2 separate regions of the Homo sapiens genome follow, and region 1 is linked to region 2. A link is a contact called in ENCODE Hi-C data. All regions are on one chromosome and are shown on one strand. The core of a region is the stretch at or near the end of the contact, and the rest is flanking DNA. Distances in the headings are between cores, read along the strand shown.

Evidence for each region. Hi-C counts contacts between places; a loop is a spot of excess contacts on that map. Pooled maps may share reads with other maps.
Region 1: a map of CD8-positive, alpha-beta T cell shows a loop between it and region 2 (23-fold over the local background). The contact joins the promoter of SCN11A here to the promoter of DLEC1 in region 2. A Hi-C loop is called at or near these places in 4 of 168 maps with a recorded cell type or tissue (B cell, CD8-positive, alpha-beta T cell and naive thymus-derived CD4-positive, alpha-beta T cell), 2 of 37 single-sample maps with no recorded cell type and 17 of 50 pooled maps.

What each region holds. Positions count from the first base shown.
Region 1 is chr3:39,049,293-39,055,949 of GRCh38, reverse strand. It overlaps SCN11A (sodium voltage-gated channel alpha subunit 11), which reads left to right and starts at 4,006. Exons shown (of 30, transcript NM_001349253.2): 1 at 4,006-4,089. It overlaps WDR48 (WD repeat domain 48), which reads right to left and starts at 3,934. Exons shown (of 19, transcript NM_020839.4): 1 at 3,877-3,934. The coding sequence starts at 3,924. RefSeq lists a silencer at 3,731-3,830 and enhancers at 3,871-4,060, 4,081-4,130, 4,141-4,230, 3,901-4,773.
Region 2 is chr3:38,035,790-38,043,174 of GRCh38, reverse strand. DLEC1 (DLEC1 cilia and flagella associated protein) reads right to left here and starts at 3,967. Exons shown (of 37, transcript NM_007335.4): 1 at 3,539-3,967. The coding sequence starts at 3,949. RefSeq lists enhancers at 3,173-3,402, 3,693-3,902.

The DNA.
Region 1 (6,657 bases), core at 2,757-5,256, 1.0 Mb before region 2:
TCTAAATGCTGAGGATACGGTAGTGAGCACAAAAGTCCTCTTGGCATTTAGCTGGGGAAAGAGCTTAACTAGAAGTGGCAGCAAGTTAAGCGAAGTATTTTTTTTCCCCAAGCACTGTGAAGCACTGAAGGAAGAGGCCATAACAGGAGGAAAAATGGAGGCACAGAGAGCCAATCAACAGACTCAGGTTGCTGGAAAATCATACCACCAAGGGACTGCTAAGGATGGAAAAGACTTGCTTTGATATCCTGGTTACCAGAGAAAATGCTACATCATGTATCTGAATTCACATATTTGATTATGTTTCTGACAGTCACAAATCCATCCCTCTTCCCTCGTATCTCTAGTTTTCCTAGAAGTTGAAGATGGTAGGACATGGACTCATTTAAAATTATGTCTACAATTAATATGCAGTATGTTTGGACCCCTCTCCACTGATTTTAAGTATCATTTTATTTTATTTTTGAGATGGAGTCTCGCTCTGTCACCCAGGCTGGAGTGCACTGGTACAATCTCGGCCCACTGCAACCTCCGCCTCCTGGGTTCAAGCGATTCCCCTGTCTCAGCCTCCCAAGTACCTGGGATTACAGGCATGCGCCACCATGCCGGCAATTTTTATATTTTTAGTAGAGACGGGATTTCGCCATGTTGGCCAGGCTGGTCTCGAACTCCTGACCTCAAGTGATCTGCCCACCTTGGCCTCCCAAAGTGCTGGGATTACAGGCATGAGCCACCACGCCTGGCCTCCACTGATTATTTAGCAATATTTTTAAGTCTCAAGGGTTTGTCTTGGCCTACAACTTGACAAGGAGCTCAGGGCTACTGTCTCGTGGTCTGAGACAGTCAGGAGACAAAGTATATTTACTCCAAGTACCCATGTATGCTTTTTCCAAGATGAGAAGTTTTCTTTTTGATGTATAAGAGCAAATAATGTGGTAAAAAGTTCAAAAATACAAAGTTGTGCATATTTCAAACTAAAAGATATCCCATGTCCTGTCTTATCTATAATCACACAATCTATTCCCAAAGGGATAATCACTGCTATTACCCTTCCTGACTTTTAAAATGCATATTTCCTTTGTGGAAATGGGAATATGCCATGTTGACTTGCTTTTTTGACTCTCTCTCTCTTTGAGGCCTCCCTGGAAGACGAGCAGATCCTAGCACCATATTTCCTGTAAAGCCTGCAGAACTATGAGCCAATTATGCCTCTTTTCTTTATAAATGAGCCAGTCTCAGGTATTTCTTTATAGCAATTCAAGAATGGCTTCACACAACACCCTTGCATAAGTAGGGACAGATACATGCATATGCAATTTTGTAGAATATATTTTTAGATAAGGAATTCTGGGCTAAAGGGAATGTTTATTTAAAAATTTGACAAAGCAAGACACAAAACAGTGAATACTATGGCTCCATTTATAGCAAAAAAATATGTTAAGTCAGGTACACAAACAGCAAGAGGTATAGAACAGCGGTTCTCAACCAGCGGCAATTTTGCCCTTGAGGGGACATTTGAAAATGTCTGGAGACATTTTTAGTTGTCACAACTGGGGAGATGCTACTACATCTAGTTGGTAGAAGCCAGGGATGATGCCAAAGAACCTGTGATGCATAGGACAGCTCCCTCCCTCAGACACAGCGAAGAATTATCCAGATGAAATTTCAAGAATGTTCAGGTTGATAAACTCTGGTCTAGGATTAAAACATGACATTGCCCGCAGTAGCTTTCTTGGAAGCATGGAGGGCAACTCTAATTTATGTTTTTGTTTGTTGGGATTTTTACAATGAACACGCATTAGTTTAAAAAACACCTCATAGACAATGATGGTTCAGATGAAATCAATCCCTGTGGCTTCTCAGGCTGCTTCTATACCTTAGGGACAAATTCCGAAAGTTCCCTGAATCTTCTCTTCAGCAGGTTAATCTAAGACAGCTCTTTCAAAAGTTCTTCATAGGAAATAATTTCAAGTCAGTTCACCAATCTGATTGCTACCTATGAAGAACAAGGTCCTAAGTGCTGAACACCAAACTCTAATTTTGTACTTTGACCAGTGAAAAGTGGAATTATCTATCACCTGCCTCATTCTACGTGCACTGGCTCACATTCAGCCTATTGGAACACTGTTTTTCCAAACCTGCTGCAGTTAATTTACATTTTCTCCATCCCATACTAGTACAATTGCCTTGTAAGTCTTTTTAAAATATATATACTTTATTGCATGCATTTTGGGAGTGGGCAGGCCTGGGAAGGAAGCAAGCAGGGAACACACTGCAGTAATAGGAGTTTTAAGTCTTAATGCAATAAACTGAAAGGCCTGATTAACTACCCTTACTCTCCTAAGATGTACACCACCATAGAGTCTATAATACAATCGGGTTACTTTTTGAGTTATATTTCAGTCCCAAGGAGACATTCTCACTACCTGCCTTGGATGCTGGTGATACTTAAATCCTATCACTAATGCACTGAAAAACACCTAATAGGGTGAGTTTAGACTTATTAATTTCACTCATTTCAACAAACATCCAGTGAGTGCTTAAGACACTGTACTGATCAGTGAGATCAATAAAACCAAGATGTGAACTAATCAGAAGACTTTATGGCCTACCACCTTCTGCTGGGATTACCTTACTGAAGGACCCCTTCATCTAACTACCTTTATCTGACACTTGATTTCAACCCGCAGAACTCCATATAATGCTGTGTTTTATAAAGAAAGCCTAGGTGTTAATTATTTCTACACCCTTTCAATCCCTTTTCCCCTTTGGGGGCCACCCTAAGTGCTAGGTAAATGTTTAATGAATAAATGCACCAAACTGCCACTACCACATACAATATACCTGCAGGCAAACACCTGTAAGAGGGCTTTTATTCCCTGCATCACTGAAAATATTAAGTGGCAATAACTATTTTTTAATATTATTATTATACTTTAAGTTCTAGGATATATGTGCACAACGTGCAGGTTTGTTACATAGGTATACGTGTGCCATGCTGGTTTGCTGTACCCATCAACTCGTCATTTACATTAGGTATTTCTCCTAATGCTATCCCTCCCCTAGCGCCCCCAGCCCCCGACAGGCCCCGGTGTGTGATGTTCCCCGAAGTGGCAGTAACTCTTAAGCGTAACCGCAAACAAAAGTGAATTCACAAAGGCATAAGGCACAAGACACACACGGTAAGATTAGACAACTCTTTACCACATGGACAATAAATTACACAAACAATAAAGACAGATTCAGCGATGCACACTTAAGATGAAGAAATGGTGAAGAGGAACTTAAATACCAAAACAATTAAAATTATAATTTCCCCACGCACATTCTTATGTCACTTAAACCTACCCAGGGGACAGCTCCCACATAAGAGAGGGCTGGGGGCTCCCAAGTGCGGAATCCTCAGCAGAAACCCCGCAGGGCCGTTGGCGCTCCGCCGCCTCGCCACGCCCCCGCACAAGCCGCTCACTCCTCCAACGCCCACCCCCCTGGGAAACCCCTGGAGGCCTCGGCTCCGACGCAGCGAGGGCAGAGCGCTTCGAAGAAAGACAGGGCAAGGGGGAGGCAAGTGGGCGGGGAACGAGCCTATCCCGACCCCGCAAGTCCACTCCTACAGAAGAGCGGCGACAAGCAATCCCGGGCTCAGAATGCCGCCCACGAGGGTCCCGGGCCTGGGCCCCAAGGGCCAAGCAAGCCGACCCCCGCCCCTTCCTCAAGCCGTTAGCGCCGCGGCCCCACCCCTCGTGGCCGGCCGCGCCCCGCCCCGTTCGCCCCATGCCGCTACCCCAGCTGGTCGTGGCGCCGGGCACCTTCTAGCTGGAGTGGGCCCGGAGCTGCCGGCCGCGTCCGGAAGACCGAGGAACCGGGCTTCCATACCTGCACTTTCCTCCGCCCTGCTGTGTTCTGCCGGTGATGGGCCGCCATCTTGCATGTTGACACTCCGACGTCACTTCCGGAGGTGGCTCAGAGCGGGAGGATGTCCTGCCCCTTTCCCTTTGGCCAAGGGTTAGTGGCGGGGCTGAAGGTAAACAGGCTGTTGTGTTTCCTCGGTGCTGTTAGTTGCTGTGTGGCCGGTAGCCATGTGATGAGGTAGATGCACCTAAAAACAAAACCACTGTGCAAGTATAATGCTGATGGGGAGAGAGCCACTTTTCAGGGCTGAGGGAGCAACACGAATTCACTTGTGTGGTCCTAGACCCTGGCTTGCGCTCTTTTCCGCGCCCTCCCCGAGAGGCCCAAGCAAAACGAAAGCACTGAAAGAATTAACAGTGCTAGACATGGCGCTGGACCATCTCCTGACCTTTCCTAGGCAGGCAGGAGAACCAAGTGAACCAAGTGATTTACTGTTAAGTACCTAAAAATGCGGAGAATTATGTCGTGGCCTCAAAGGGGGAGAGATAGAAGTCCTTGCAAAGGAGGTGGCCTCCATCTTCAGGGGGAGCAAAGAATCCGTTTAAATTAAAAGGATAAAAAGTGGGGCCATAAAAGAACGAGATCATGTCCTTTGTAGGGACATGATGGAGCTGGAGGCCCTTATCCTTAAGCAAACTAACAAAGGAACAGAAAACCAAATACCGCACGTTCTCACTTATAAGTGGGAGCTAAATGATGAGAACACATGGACACAAAAGAGGGGGACAACACACACTGGGGCCTTTCGGAGGGTGGAGGGTGGGAGGAGGGCGAGGATCAGGAAAAATAACTAATGGGTACTAGGCTTAATACCTGGGTGACAAAATAGCCTGTACAACAAACACCCGTGACACAAGTTTACCTATATAACAAACCTGCACTTGTACCCCTGAACTTAAAAGTTTAAAAAAAAAAAACAAGACAAAAAGATGTTATAGGAAGGCGAAAACGGTACACCAGCTAAAATTGTTCCCAGAGACAATTCTAGTTTAAATCATCTCTTATACTGGAACAGTTAGGTTTGACTTAAGGTGGTTTTCCTGACCACTAATTATAAGAGCTGAGGGTGATCAGACCCTCTCTAGTGAAAGTGAATCCTATAGAACTACACTGTGGGATATAGCATATGATGTATCTGCTAGTCATTTGTGGCTCTTGAGCACTTGAAATATAGCTAGTTCCAGTTGAGATATGTAATTGTAAACTACCCCCAAATTTCAAAGACTAGTTTGAAGAAAAGAATGTAAAATATCTCATTAATAATTTTTTGTATTGATTTCATGTTGAAATGATGTTTGGGGGTATATTAGGCTAAATAAAATTTATTAATTTTGTCATGGATATTAGAATATTTAAAATTACATATGTGGTCACAAATTTCTGTTGCATAGTGCTAGTATATAAGTAATGCTTAGAAAAGTTGTCTTGACAAATACTTCTTAAATTAATAAAGAAATGTGAATTAGATGAGTAAAAATTGTGATGGCAGAAAGCTTCTTAAGCAAAACTGGCAGTGATAACTTATAGGTAAATTACTGCATCATTACAGGCTTATTCATTCACTGATTCATGTATTCATTCATTTAACAAAATATTATTTAGCATATCATATATGCCAGGCACTATATTAGGTGTTGGGGAATCAGTGGTGAGTGCACATAGTCATAGAACTTAGAGTCCCAGGATGAGACAGGAATTAATACAGAGATAAGTACTATGAAGAAAGATGATTGTAAGACAGGAAGTATCTTGAGTCAAGAGTTAACTAGGCAAGGAGAGGGAACAGTCTGAGCAAAGGTCTTGTAGCAGGAGAGAGCATGGAACATTACAGGAACTGAGAGTCAAGGCTTAGAGTACAGAGAAGTGAAAGGAGTATGCAGAGGCCATACCCAGCAGGATCTTTTAGACCAATGGGAAGCTGTTGAAATACAGGTAGGGAAATAATATGTCTGTATTTTAAAAATTGCTTAAGTGTCTATTGAGCACCTATGATGTGCAAAATACAATACAGGTATGTTGCTCTGGACAATATACTGGTACTTGCTAGAAATTGATATGTTGTAGTCCTGCTTTGGACCTGAAAAATATTGAAATAGTGAAGTTCTTTCAGTGGGCAGAATTTTCACCAGTATGTTTTGATGTTCAGTTTGGCTGAAAGGAGAAATGGTCAATTCAGGGTCAGAGGATAATTTTTTGGCCAGTTTGTGAAGGACATGGAAAGAGCAAGACTGGAGAACTAGTGACAAGGAAGACTCCAGAAGGGATATAGTGATGGACCTCTCAGAATAAATCTTAAGAATCATATGGATGAAATGAACTGCTTTGTGATGAAACTCAGCCTCACTGCCTGCTCAGTAGAATCATGAAATAAATGGCAATGGCAATGGCAACAGGATTGGAGCTATGCATGGGATCACCAAGCCACCGCTGGGTGTTCAGAAGCAGTGACCAATACCCCATGCTCTGGGAGGGTCAGCCAGTCACATGTAGGCAAGTCTATTCCATTGGTCATTGGCCCTCCCCATCATTGAGGGAGTTCTTATTTGTCCTCTCTAAAATATGTTTATTCTAGATTGAGATTTGCTTTCCCTGCTCACTGTACTTCCGCTGACACCACCATCTAGGGAATTACTCAGTGCTTTAGACACTATCATTTTCTCTAACACTATATTGCTTTTGACCAAGAAATTCACTCTGCAATGAAAGAAGTAATGCAATGGGCTATTGCCCATGGAATTTATTGGT
Region 2 (7,385 bases), core at 2,718-5,217:
TAGATGGTATGTGTAGGAGCCAGGACTTGAACCCAGGGTGTATGGTTCCAGAGCATTTGCTCTCAATCATTAGACCATGAGATATTTCTATAGGTGGGCTTGGGGAAGATCAGCTGCCAACGGGGTTATCTGAGGGAAAAACTCAGGCAATGCAGACACTCATACGGAATAGTGATTATTGCTCCTCCCAGGGAGAATGAATCTGAGTCCTGTACAGATGGTCACATGGCAGTGACATCTAGAGACGAGTGAGGAAAAGCAAAGAACAGATGACGAAAAAGGAAAGAGGGAGAGGAATATAGGTATAAGAACAGCAACATTGCTGGGCGCAGTGTCTCACGTCTGTAATCCCAGCACTTTGGGAGGCCGAGGCGGGTGGATCACGAGGTCAGGAGTTCAAGACCAGTCTGGCCAACATAGTGAAACCCTGTCTTTACTAAAAATACAAAAAATTAGCCTGGTGTGGTGGTGTGTGCCTGTAATCCCAGCTACTTGGGAGGCTGAGGCAGGAGAATCACATGAACCCGGGAGGCAGGGGTTGCAGTGAGCTGAGATCGTGCCACTGCACTCTAGCCCAGGCAACAGTGCAAGACTCTGTCTCAAAAAAAAAAAAAAAAAAAAAGCCAGCAACATTACAGAAGTGGAATAACAGATGCCTGCTCTTTTCAAAGTTTCTTTTTTTGTAATTACAAAATTAATTCGTGTACATTGCAAAATTCAGACAATATAGAAATGTGCAAAGAAAAAGTTAAATGTCCCATAAGAATATTGTTAACATTTTGTTGTGAAAGTTTTCAGCTTTTTTCCCATGCATATATATTATAAAAAATTAAATTATCCTAACATTGTTCTATGGCTTTTTTGCTAAATTAATAAATGGCGGGCCAGGCGCAGTGGCACACTCTTGTAATCCTAGCACTTTGGGATGCTGAGGCGGGCAGATCACTTGAGGTCAGGAGTTGGAGACCAGCCTGGCCAACATGGTGAAACCCCATCTCTACTAAAAATACAAAAATTAGCCAGGCATGGTGGTGCATGTCTGTAATCCCAGCTACTCAGGAGGCTGAGGCAGGAGAATCGCTTGAACCCAGGAGACGGAAGTTGTAGTGAGCCAAGATCGTGGCACTGCACTCCAGACTGGGCAACAGAGCGAGACTCTGCCTCAAAAAAATAAATAAATAAATAAATGGCAGCTGTGTTTGTCTACAATGCAGGTATAATTCATTCTTTTTAACAACTTTGTAGTATTCCATAGTGTGAATATACCATAATTTATAAAGTCAACTTATCTTTGCATAGTTGTATTTCTTTTTTTTTTTTTTTTTTTGAAACGGAGTCTCGTTCTGTCGCCCAGGCTGGAGTGCAGTGGTGCAGTCTTGGCTCATTGCAACCTCCGCCTCCTGGGTTCATGCAATTCTCCTGTCTCAGCCTCCCGAGTACCTGGGATTACAGTCACACACCACCACGCCCGGCTAATTTTTGGTATTTTTAGTACAGACAGGGTTTCACTATGTTGGTCAGACTGGACTCAAACTTCTGACCTCGTGATCTGCCCGCCTCGGCCTCCCAAAGTGCTGGGATTATAGGCGTGAGCCACCACGCCCGGCCGCATAGTTGTATTTCTATAGGGGATCACTCTTTAAACTTTTCTGCATTCTGAAATTTCTGCAATTTTAAAACTTCAAATGTTTAAATTAAATTTCAGCTTCTAAATTAAGATTTTTATAATGTGGGCCAGGCACAGTGGCTCACACCTGTAATACCGGCATCTGGAGAGGCTGAGGTGGAAGGATCAATTGAGGCCAGAAATTTGAGACCAGCCTGGGCAACATAGTGGGACCCCATCTCACAATTTTTAAAAAATAAAAATTTAGGCCAGATGTGGTGGCTCATGCCTGTAATCCCAACACTTTGGGAGGCCAAGGTGGGCAGATCACGAGGTCAGGAGATCGAGACCATCCTGGCTAACACAGTGAAACCCTGTCTCTACTAAAAATACAAAAAAATTAGCCAGGTGTGGTGGCAGGCGCCAGCTACTCAGAAGGCTGAGGCAGGAGAATGGCATGAATGTGGGAGGTGGAGCTTGCAGTGAGCTGAGATTGCGCCATGCACTCCAGCCTGGGTGACAGAGTGAGACTCCATCTCAAATAAATAAATAAATAAATAAATAAGCTGGGCATACTGGTGCACACCTGTGGTCCTAGCTACTCCAGATGCTGAGGAGGGAGGATCAGTTGAGCCCCTGATGTTAAGGCTGCAGTGAGCTGTGATCACATCACTGCACTCCAGCCTGGGCAACAGAGCCAGACTCTGTCAAAAAAAAAAATTTGTAATATGTATTACTTTTTTTCTTCAAAAAAAGGGATCACTATTTGCCAATTCAGACTCTGGTATAGTGGCTACTTATGGGACAGATACTGAGAAGATAGAATCCAGTGAACTGGGTGACTGGTCATGGGGTTTATAGGTTTATAATGCTCCATATATTCTGGCTCATGTGAATGACAGGGATGTGAGTCTGAAGTTCAAGGGCAAGGTCTGGCTGGGTAGGCTGAAGTCTTAGCAGAGTGAATGTGGTGACCCACGAATCACAGAGTACAGGATCCCAGCCAGGGGCTCTGGCTGCACTTTAAGAAGCCTATAACCCGTGGAGGCGGCGAGACTGGTCCTGTAAGTATCTCACATACTGTATAGGTATTCATTTTGTTAATGTCTATCTACCTCAGTTAGGTTGAAAGCTACAGAGGACAGGTTGCGTGTGTGAGTGTGGGTGTGCCCGAACACTGGCGTTTTTATTCACTGCTGAATCCCCACTGCCTAGAACAGAGTATGACACCCAGCAGACATTCAACAAATGTGTTAAGTGAAGGAATGACTGAAGCTAACGACGTGGGATGCATGTCACTTAAGGGGCAGGTAGAGGACAGAACAGAAAGGAGAAGAAGAAGATCTGAGAGGCAGGAAGCACACCGGGGTAAAGGATCGGGTATGGGAGGAGTGCCCACAAGTTTAAGGGAGTCTTCAGTAGTGTGGCCAGCAGAGGCCGACTCAGCACAGAGGCCGCGAGTCAGCTGGTTTTCTCCTTGTACAGATGAGGAAGCAGAGTTGCTGTTCTAGAGGCTAGACACGCTTCCTAAAATCTGCGCATGAATGGCCCAGTCAAGATTGTGGTTTGTGATACAAAGGCACCCCAAAGCCGGGTGACTTTTGGCTTTATCCTCTCCATGGAACAACTATTCAGCGGTCTGCCGCAGTCGTTCATTGATATATGCAATATATAACGTATGTGTCTAGAGAAATATAGACAGGTGCTACAGATATATGCCGCACGTTGTGTGGTATGTGTGGTATTTGCGCATGTGTGTGTATGGATAGAGCGTCCTTCCACTAGAATGTCGGGCCCACTTCGGCATGATGGGCTGTTTCTCAACTGCAGCCCCAGATCCTGGAACAGCGCCTGGCACCTGGCAGGTGCTGACGCGTGCCGAGCGCTGAGACCCCGGCACCGTCCGCAGACGCGACGCCACCGCCACGTTACCTGCTGCAGCTGGTCCACGAACTCCTCGTGGCGCTCATTCTCGCTGCCGCGGGCCTTGATCAAGCTTGCGCTCACTTCGTCGCCGATGACCTCGGCTGAGTACAAGTTGCGGAAGACGCCGGTGAGCAAGTGCGAGATATCTTGGGTGCGCAGCGAGGAGGGGCGCAGACGAAGCAGCTGAGGCTCGGGACGCTGCGCCAGCGCAAGCTGCGTGAGGCGGCGGGGCCGGGCTGCGAAGCTGTAGTGGAAGGCCTCAGAGTAGGCGAGGGAGGAATACAAGGAGGACTTCCAGGTGGGCTGGCTGGGGCTGCTGGACCCGGCTGGTGGCGAAGTTGGCGCCCACATTGTCCCCTGGCACTCGTTGGTCCGGGACGCTAAAGACCTCCGCGTTTTGGAGCTCCTGGTCTCCATGGCAACCGAGACGCCGCTAACTCCCTGCGGCACTTCGGCTTCCGGCCTCACCCCTTCCGCCTTGCCTTTCTCTCGGATCCCGTCATCGCTGTGGTCATTGTAAACATTTGTGTCTTCAGCATTGTCCTTTTAAAAGTGAGCTTACTAAGTGTGAGGACCCATGAAGAAAGGTTTAATTGACACAGCCAGGCCTATCTGCAAAACCTTGTACCTAACTACCTACCTTCATCCATTCTTTAATTTGTTAAGCAACTGTTCATTCACTCATCATATTTATTGTGTAAAGATTGTGTTTCAGGTCTGTGCTGATTGCTGAAGATACCAAAGAAGTATGATGCTGCTTCTGCCTTCAGGAAGTGCACAGTCGTGTATGTGTGTGTTTGTGATGATGGCGGTGGGTGTGGAGGTAAAAGTAAAACAACTGTACTTTAGTGGGTTAAGGCCAAGGTGGAGATAAATATTGGTTGTCATGGAACTACAAAGGAGGACAGGAACTTAGTCTGTAGAAGGAGCGATTACTTCTTGGAACAAATGAAAACCAAGCAGAGATTTCAAAGAAGGAGTAGACTGAACATCATTAGTCATCAAAGAAGTGGAAATTAAAACCACAATGCAGTACTACAGTTAGTAGAATGACAAAAAACAAAAAAGTACCTAAATAAGAGCGTGTGTGTGGTGGCTCACACCTGTAATCCCAACACTTTGGGAGGCTGAGGCACGAGGATCACTTGAAGCCAGGAGTTTGAGACCAGCCTGGGCAACATAGGGAGACCCCATCTTTACAAAATATTTAAAAATGTGGGAAGGACGGAATGAAATTCAGGAGGAGTGGAACTTAAAGAGTGTGAGGGTGGAGGAATGACACTGATAGGTTAGGGCCAGATCATAAGTGGGTTGGTAGGCCACAATAGGGAATTTGGACTTTATTTTGAGGGCAGTAGGAGGTTCATCAAGGGTCTTAAGCTGGGGCATGTCATGGTCAGCTCTGTTTTACTAAGATCATTCTGATTGCTATGAGAATAGACAGGAGAGGCAAGAGGCATCAGGAAGTTCAGTTAGGAAACTAGCACAGAAGTTAGGAAAGAGATGAAGGGAGATTGGATGAGAGAGAGGGAACTGGATTGGAGATAGATCCAAAAAGTAGAATTGATAAGACTTGCTGGTGGATAATGGGAGGTAAGAAACAGGCACCAAGAATGACTCCCAGGTATCCTGTGTGTGCAATCAGGGGGGTGATGACAGCATCACTGAGATGGAAAAGAGGACTGCATTTGTCCAGGGCAGCAGCATAACATCACATTGACTGTTGTCATTTGCACACCATGGCTTTTGCTCACAGGTGATACAACCAACCACTTTCTACTCCACACTGAGTTTGCTTGCCTTACATCCTGAAACCCACTTCCAGAGATGAGTGCTAGCATGCTTGCCCACACACCTGGGCTACTTCCACTTCTACTTCTCTTGGTTGGGCCTGGCTCTCTCTTTTGTCCTTTCCAGGACCTTTTCTGTCCTGAGAGCTGAGAAGCCAGGGCCGCCTGCCCTGGACTGTGTGCTTGAGAGGCCCATCTCTGGCTGTCCCCCGCACTCTTTCCCACAGAGTAAGAGATCACAGGGCCAAGATGATGTGCCCCGTGCCTCGCCTCCAGGCACATGGGACCCCAAAAGTATGTGCCCACATGTCCTGAGTTCATTCCAGGGCCTATGCAGGCCTCTTCTTTAAGTTTATCCTCCCAGGGCTGACTTAAAAGGGTAGCTATGGTGGGGGGAGGAGGAGGGAAGTGGAGGGAGCTTTGGCAAACAGGCATTTCTCCAATTTTCCACAAGCATGCAAGGCCCCCAGTGGTGCAGGAAGGAGCTGTGGGTAGGAAGAGGGGTGCAACAGTCTGGGGGCCTCCATTGCTCTAATGTGGCAAATGGAGCCCCAGTTGGGTGGTCTTGTCATTTAGGAGCAGTTCCGCTTGTGGAGGCTCTCTGGCCCCCTTCCCTGTTATAGGGAAGGACAGGACAATGGACTCTTGCCATTACTTTTGGCTTCTCCACCCTGCCTCTAGACAGCCTCAGAGACAGTCACAGAGTCTGACTAGCCTGGGAGAGGTCTCCCTTTGCATGACCCCTCCCCCCTCTGGCTCCAGGCTAAGGTTACCAGCAACCCTCCTGTCTCTCCAGTGGCAACAGTCCCCCCTCAGTCCTCATCTCAGCAGCCTCTGGTGCTGCTGCCCATTCCCTCCGACTGACACACTCTCTTCCCTGCCTCCCTATTTCTTCTGTGCATCACCTATCTCCACCCTCGGGTCCCTGTTCTACCAGTATCTCTCTGCTTGATAAACTGGATTCATCCCTGATTCTACCATGCCCAGCATTCAATTTCTGTTTGCTCCCTGGCTAACTGGAGAAATGAATGGCTGCGACCCTGCACTGGTAACAGGGCTCAGGTCACTTTTGGAACCACTCTTCAGCTCCCCTCCCCTGGGGACTTCATCGGCACAAAGGGAATTCCTTGTGAGTTGCTGTCTTCATTTTATAACCCGTTCTATTGACTACATTCTTGTTTGTTTGTATATCTCTGGGTTCCCACACAAATTTTTGGCCTTTAAATTTTTTTTTTCACTGCTTTTTTCTTTTTGAAACAGGCTCTCACTCTATCACCCAGGCTGGGGTGCAGGAGTATGATCACAGCTCATTGCAGCCTCAACCTCCTGGGCTCAGGCAATCCCCCTGCCTCAGCCTCCCGAGTAGCTGCGACCACAGTCGTGCACCACCATGCCCAGCTAATATTTAAAATTATTTGTAGAGACAAGGTCTTCCTAAGTTGCCGAGGCTGGTCTCAAACACCTGGATTCAAGCAATCCTCCTGCCTTCACCTCCTAAAATGTTGGGATTACAGGCATGAGCCACTGCACCTGGCGTTTGGCCTTTTTTTTTTTTTTTTAACTTTTAAATACATTTCATAGTTTCATGGATGTCCAACTTTTTTTTTTTTTTTTTGAGTTGGAGTCTTGCCCTGTCCCCCAGGCTGGAGTGCAGTATTGCAATCTTGGCTCACCGCAACCTCCCCCTCTCAGGTTCAAGCGATTCTCCTGCCTCAGCCTCCTGAGTAGCTGGGATTACAGCCATGTGCCACCACGCCCGGCTAATTTTTGTATTTTTAGTAGAGACAGGGTTTCACCATGTTGGCCAGGCTGGTCTTGAACTCCTGACCTCATGATCTGCCCGCCTCAGCCTCCCAAAGTGTTGGGATTACAGGCGTGAGCCACTGCGCCCAGTCAGATGTCCAACTTTTTGATTGCAAAGAAATTTTTGCTTATCTGTGGTGATGTATATAATGAACATTATGCATGGACCTTTTTTTTTTTAAGCTTATCGCTGTTAGTGTTAGCGTATTTGATGTGTGGCCCAAGACAATTCTTCTTCTAGTGTGGTCCAGGGAAGCCAA